Regions from separate parts of the Homo sapiens genome. Here region 1 is linked to region 2. Evidence: chromatin contacts called from ENCODE Hi-C or POLR2A ChIA-PET data. All regions are on one chromosome and are shown on one strand. The core of a region is the stretch at or near the end of the contact, and the rest is flanking DNA. Distances in the headings are between cores, read along the strand shown.

Region 1 (2,815 bases), core at 260-2,759, 180 kb before region 2:
CTGGTCTCAAACTCCTGACCTCAAGTGATCTGCCTGCCTCGGCCTCCCAAAGTGCTGGGATTACAGGCGTGAGCCACCGCGCATAACTGTACATGAGGGGTGGGTTCCTTCTCTGCGGCAAGGCCATCCTGGGTACTGAAGAGTGCTGAGCAGCATCCCCGGCCCCCACCCCCTCCATATCAGGAGCAACCCCCAGTCATGACAACCACAAATGTCCCCAGACATCACCCCATGGGCCCTGAAGGACAGACTCACCCCTGGTTGAGAGCTACACTGTACAGTATATACTTGGAGGCCTCTGTGGAGTTAATATATCTGATAGTAAATGCTATGCATGAGAATCCCACTTCTGATGTTTATTAATTATTATTATTATTATTATTTTGTTTTGAGTTGGAGTCACGCTCCAGTCTCAGGCTGGAGTGCAGTGGCGCGATCATAGCTCACTGCAACCTCAAGCTCCTGGGCTCAAACGATCTGCCCACCTCAGCTTCCCAAAGTGCTGGGATTATAAGCATGAGCCATGGCGCCCGGCCTCTGCTGTTTTGTTGTTGGTGTTGTTGTTGTTATTGTTGTTGTTTTGGGACAGAGTCTTGCTGTCTTGCCAAGGCTGGAATGCAGTGGCGCCATCTTGGCTCACCGCAACCTCCACCCCTGCCCTGGGTTCAAGCAATTCTCATGCCTCGGCCTCCCAAGTAGCTGGGATTACAGGCACCCGCCACCACACCTGGCTGATTTTTGTATTTTTAGTAGATACATGGTTTCACCGTGTTGTCCAGGCTGGTCTCACACCCCTGACCTCAGGTGATTCACCGGCCTCAGCCTCCTGAAGTGCTGGGATTACAGGCACCCGCCACCACACCTGGCTGATTTTTATATTTTTAGTAGAGACAGGGTTTCACCGTGTGGTCCAGGCTGGTCTCACACTCCTGACCTCAGGTGATTCACCCGCCTTGGCCTCCTGAAGTGCTGGGATTACAGGCGTCTGAGCCACCGCGCCTGGCCTCGGCTGTTTATTTGCTGAATGACTTTGGGCCAGTCGCTTCTGTTTCTGAGCCTCAGTTTCCCCATGTGTAAAAGGGGGATTTATTCCTAGCATCTTCCTCCGGAACACACTGGATTAAACCAGCCAATGCATATAAATGGCCTGAACCAAAGTCACCACTCACTCCATAGGCACCACCATTACCCCAGCGGGACTCTTCTGGAAGATTCTGATCTGCTGTACAGCACCCCCAGCGGGTCCCTGCCCCCTCCTTGCCAGCTGCCTCCCATTTCCAGGCCCTAGACTCAGTGGACCACACAGGCGGGCGTTGGGGACACTTCCTGTGCAGCGGCAGCAGTACCCGCCACGCCAGGTGGGCCAACGGGAGAATGCAGCTGGGGCCGCCCCACTTCCTGCCCCCGTGGAGGGGCCTCTCATTCTCCCTGGTCCCTACTCCCAAAATAACCCTCCCCCGCCCCGGGAACCAAAGTCACCCACACCAGCTGCGGCCTCCCACTTGGGGGACGTGGGACAGGCAGGGGACTAGCAGCTGCCACCACCACGGTGCCTGCCCCGCTGGGAACGTCCACCCCCTGTTGCCACCACCTCCGACATTCCAATCCCCAAAAGTGCGGGGGGTGACCCGGCCTCCCTCGTCGTCCGGGAAATATGAACTCCAAGGAAGCCGGGCTGGCGGGGAGGAGGGAGATCCTCGGCCACCTTAGGTGACCGGGGACCCTCCCTGACCTGAACCCCCAGGCCTGAGGCGCCCCCAGTTTTCACCTCGTGTGACTGTGTTGGGGAAAAGGGGGTGGTTGCCAGGACAACAGCCCCCCACCTCCGCCCAGGGAACAAAGAGGCAGCCGGGAGAGCCAAGAACGGCCTGTTCTCTCCCCGCCAATGCGGCTGGCACATCCTGGCAGCTGGCACTGGGAGGGCCGTGCCCAGAGCCGCCAGGCCTGGCCATCCTGGACACGGTTCTCCAGGGAGGGATTGGCTGTGGGGGTGGCTGCGGCCCCAAGGAATGGAGTTGCAGGGGCCCGTGGGATCGGATTCCCAGGCAGCTGCCCCAGGCCTCCATCCTTCCCGGACATGGACAAGGAATCTGCCTGCCTGCAGGACTTGTGGGAGGCCCAAGAAGTCGTAAATGTCTGGCTCAGAGCCGGACGGGCCACCAGGGACGGAGGGTGCAGGAGACAATGGCCAGGTGGAGGCCTGGCCCGGGGTCCCCTCGGGCATTCCACGGATGGGCATGCGAGCCAGTAGGACACTCCTGGCCTAGGAGAGGGGACAGTGGGTCTCAGAGCTGCTCCCCTCCCCCACGCCCGCCAGCGCCTTGCAGGGGGCAGCGGGCAGCTGGCGCCATGAGGGCCTGGGGGTGGGGACAGGCCAGGGCCTGCATGTTAAAAGACCCCTGGCTTCCTGCAGCGAGCCCAAATAATTGCCAGACAAAATCCTCTGCCTTCTCACCGTTGGGCCACAGCTGGTCAGGTGTCCACCCGGTCGCTGGAGCCACAATGTGGCGGGGGGCAACGTGGACAACGTCTGGCTGAGTTGCCAGGTTAATTACAAGACAGGCAGTTAAACGAATTATTGTTGTTGTTATTATTAGTATTTGTTTTTGTTTTTATTTTGAGACGGAGTTTTGCTTTTGTTGCCCAGGATGGAGTGCAATGGCGTGATCTTGGCTCACTGCAACCTCCGCCTCCTGGGTTCAAGTGAGTCTCCTGCCTCAGTTTCCTGAGCAGCAGAGATTACAGGCACATGTCACCACATCCGGCTAATTTTTTGTATTTTTAGTAGAGACGGGGTTTCACCATGTTGGCCAGG
Region 2 (2,700 bases), core at 25-2,524:
TGTGAGACTTAGGCCATTGTTTCCGGAACACTTGGATCATGAAATCTTGTCACCCATCCTGTCCTCCCCTAAGCATGTGCCAGGAAGGAAGCCTGTGGGTGCTGCAGGGTTACTTGGCCAAGTGCAGGTGAAGCCAGCGCAGGAAGCCCAGCCCTGATTCCACACGGGTTTGGACGCTGCGTCCCCAGCTTCTCTGTGCAGGCCACTGAGGCTCCCAGCTTCCCTCTCATCTTCCCCCGCATCTTCCCCCTTAGCGCCTGGGCCATGTTCCTGGACCGGCCCCAGCAGTGGCTCCAGCTCGTCCTCCTCCCCCCGGCCCTGTTCATCCCGAGCACAGAGAATGAGGAGCAGCGGCTAGCCTCTGCCAGAGCTGTCCCCAGGAATGTCCAGCCGTATGTGGTGTACGAGGAGGTCACCAACGTCTGGATCAATGTAAGCGGGGCAAGCGCTGGCTGTATGCCCGCCTGGGCCCTGGAGTCACACTGTCCCCACCCCCACGTCCTAGAAGGCTGAGCGCCAATGGCAGGTGGTGTTTGCCCTTGTGTGGAGAAGTGAGCTCAGGCCTTGGCCATCCCTGGCTGGCAGGGAAGAGGGTCTAGGGGGGTTGGTGAGTCTGGCAGCCATTGGAGCCTCTCCCCTCATCTATTTTTTTCTTTAATTAGAGACAGGGTTGCTCTGTTGCCCAGACTAGAGTGCAGTGGTGTGGTCATAGCTCACTGCAGCCTTGACCTCCTGGGCCTAAGTGATCCTCCCACCTCAGCCTCCAGAGTAGCTAGGACCACAAGCCTGCACCACCATGCCTGGCTAATTTATTTATTTATTTTTAGAGGTGGGGTCTTACTATGTTGTCCAGGCTGGTCTCTGAAATTCCTGGGCTCAAGCAAGTCTCCTGCCCCAGCCTCCCAAACTACTGGGATTACTGGTGTGAGCCACCATGCCCGGCCACCCACACCTTCTGACGCATCTTCTATCTGCTTTCCGGACAGGTTCATGACATCTTCTATCCCTTCCCCCAATCAGAGGGAGAGGACGAGCTCTGCTTTCTCCGCGCCAATGAATGCAAGACCGGCTTCTGCCATTTGTACAAAGTCACCGCCGTTTTAAAATCCCAGGGCTACGATTGGAGTGAGCCCTTCAGCCCCGGGGAAGGTGAGCAGAGCCTGACGAATGCTGTCGACTCATCGCGTTAGTCACGTGTGGTTCAATATGCTGTTTGTTCATTGGTCGGCCCCCCCACTCAGCCAGCACACCCTGCGGGAGAAGGAACAGGGATCGGCAGGAAGCCAGCCTTCCCCAGTGACTGCATGATCTGGCAGGGCTTAGAGCACCCAACTGTTGGCTTATTCAGGCAGCAGATTTACTGAGCACCTCCCCTGTGCCAGGCCCTTAGCACAACCAGGGGTTGGCCACCTACGGCCCACAGGTCAAATCCGGCCCACCACCTGTGTTCATAAATAAAGTTTTATTGGCACTGAGCCACAGCCACTTGTTTACAGAGACTGTCTGTGGTCGCTTTTGTGCTGCAGCAGCAGAACTGGGTAGTCCCAGCAGAAACTGTTGTGCAAGGCCAAGATTTACTGTCTAGCCCTTTGTAGAAACATTTGCCAGCTCCTGCTGTAGGTAGCTGTGATGGAATTGTTCACTGTAAATAAAGAAAAAGGAAAATCCCTGCTCTTGGGACCTTCTAGTGGAGGAGGCAGTATTCCAGAAACAGTTAGAGGTGCTGCCTCTGGTGTGATGTGCGTGGTGGAAGGAAATGCAGTCGGGCGAGAGGCTTGAGGGTGAGGGGCCTTCTTTCTACAACGGGAGGGCATGAGGACGTCTCTGGAGAGCATGCTGTGGAGGTGAGGGGTCCACACCACGGCTCTGGGCAGAGCCACAGCCCGTACAAAGGCCCTGGGGCAGGCAGGACTGTTCCTGGCATGTTGGAGGAATAGGGAGGAGGCCCCTGTGGCTGGAGCACAGGGAGGAGGGGGAGAGAGGGAGGAGAGGGTGGGGAGAGAAAAAGCAGATGGTGCAGGGCCTGCTGGGGCTCCAGGAGGACTTGGGCTTTGACCCCGAGAGAAATAGGAAGTCGTCACCCTCACCTCAGTTTCAGATGACTCCTCTGGTTGCAGCTTGCACACAGGCCCAGGGGCCGGGAGAGGCGACAGGCTTGCTGTCATGGCAGTGGCTGAGCTGTCCTGGTGGGTCTGATTCTGGATGTGCTTGGACAGCTGAGCCCACACCGTTTGCAGTGGAAAGGGTGGGGGATCAGAGAGGAGGGAGGCGGCATGGATGCCCGGAGGGCTCCGCAGGTCCAGTCTAAGACAGACTCAGAGAGGGACTGTTCTAGGAGAGAAAAAATCCAGAGTCGGGTTTGGATGTGTTCAAGTTGAGGTGCCCGGTAGTGGAGATGCTGTATGGGCCAGTTCCCGTGCCTGGAGCTCAGGGAACCGAGACTCCTGGTGGGATTGCAGGTGTCCTTGCACACTGACAGTGTCAGCCTCGGGATGGGACAGAGCTCCCAAGGGTCACTTCTGGATAGAGAGGTGGGGTGGTCCGGGAGCCCGGCCCAGGCTCTTCAAAGTTAGAGCAGGGACACCATGGACGCCAGGGCCGGGTGGTTCTCTGGGGCGGGGCCATCCTGTGCACCAAGTGGCATCCCTGGCCTCCACCCACTCCATGCCAGGAGCACCTCCAGTTGTGACAACCACAGAT

The links. A loop is a pair of places that touch in the nucleus more often than their neighbours do. ChIA-PET counts read pairs that join two places held with the same protein, here RNA polymerase II (POLR2A). Pooled maps may share reads with other maps.
Region 1: a pooled map of gastrocnemius medialis shows a loop between it and region 2 (13-fold over the local background). The contact joins two enhancer-like sites. A Hi-C loop is called at or near these places in 1 of 50 pooled maps. POLR2A ChIA-PET finds 5 or more read pairs at or near these places in 2 of 52 experiments (AG04449 and AG04450).

What each region holds. Positions count from the first base shown.
Region 1 is chr19:4,877,350-4,880,164 of GRCh38, reverse strand. No RefSeq gene overlaps it. Among named protein-coding and RNA genes, the nearest start is that of PLIN3, 11 kb to the right of the region's middle. RefSeq lists a silencer at 1,257-1,436 and enhancers at 849-1,730, 1,731-2,614. Within about 2 kb of position 1,509, at least 11 of the 41 ENCODE cell types and tissues checked have a DNase peak (open chromatin) inside an H3K27ac peak, as active enhancers do.
Region 2 is chr19:4,693,110-4,695,809 of GRCh38, reverse strand. DPP9 (dipeptidyl peptidase 9) reads left to right here. Exons shown (of 22, transcript NM_139159.5): 12 at 255-432; 13 at 987-1,149. Among named protein-coding and RNA genes, the nearest start is that of DPP9-AS1, 15 kb to the right of the region's middle. RefSeq lists an enhancer at 560-1,759. Within about 2 kb of position 1,274, at least 16 of the 41 ENCODE cell types and tissues checked have a DNase peak (open chromatin) inside an H3K27ac peak, as active enhancers do.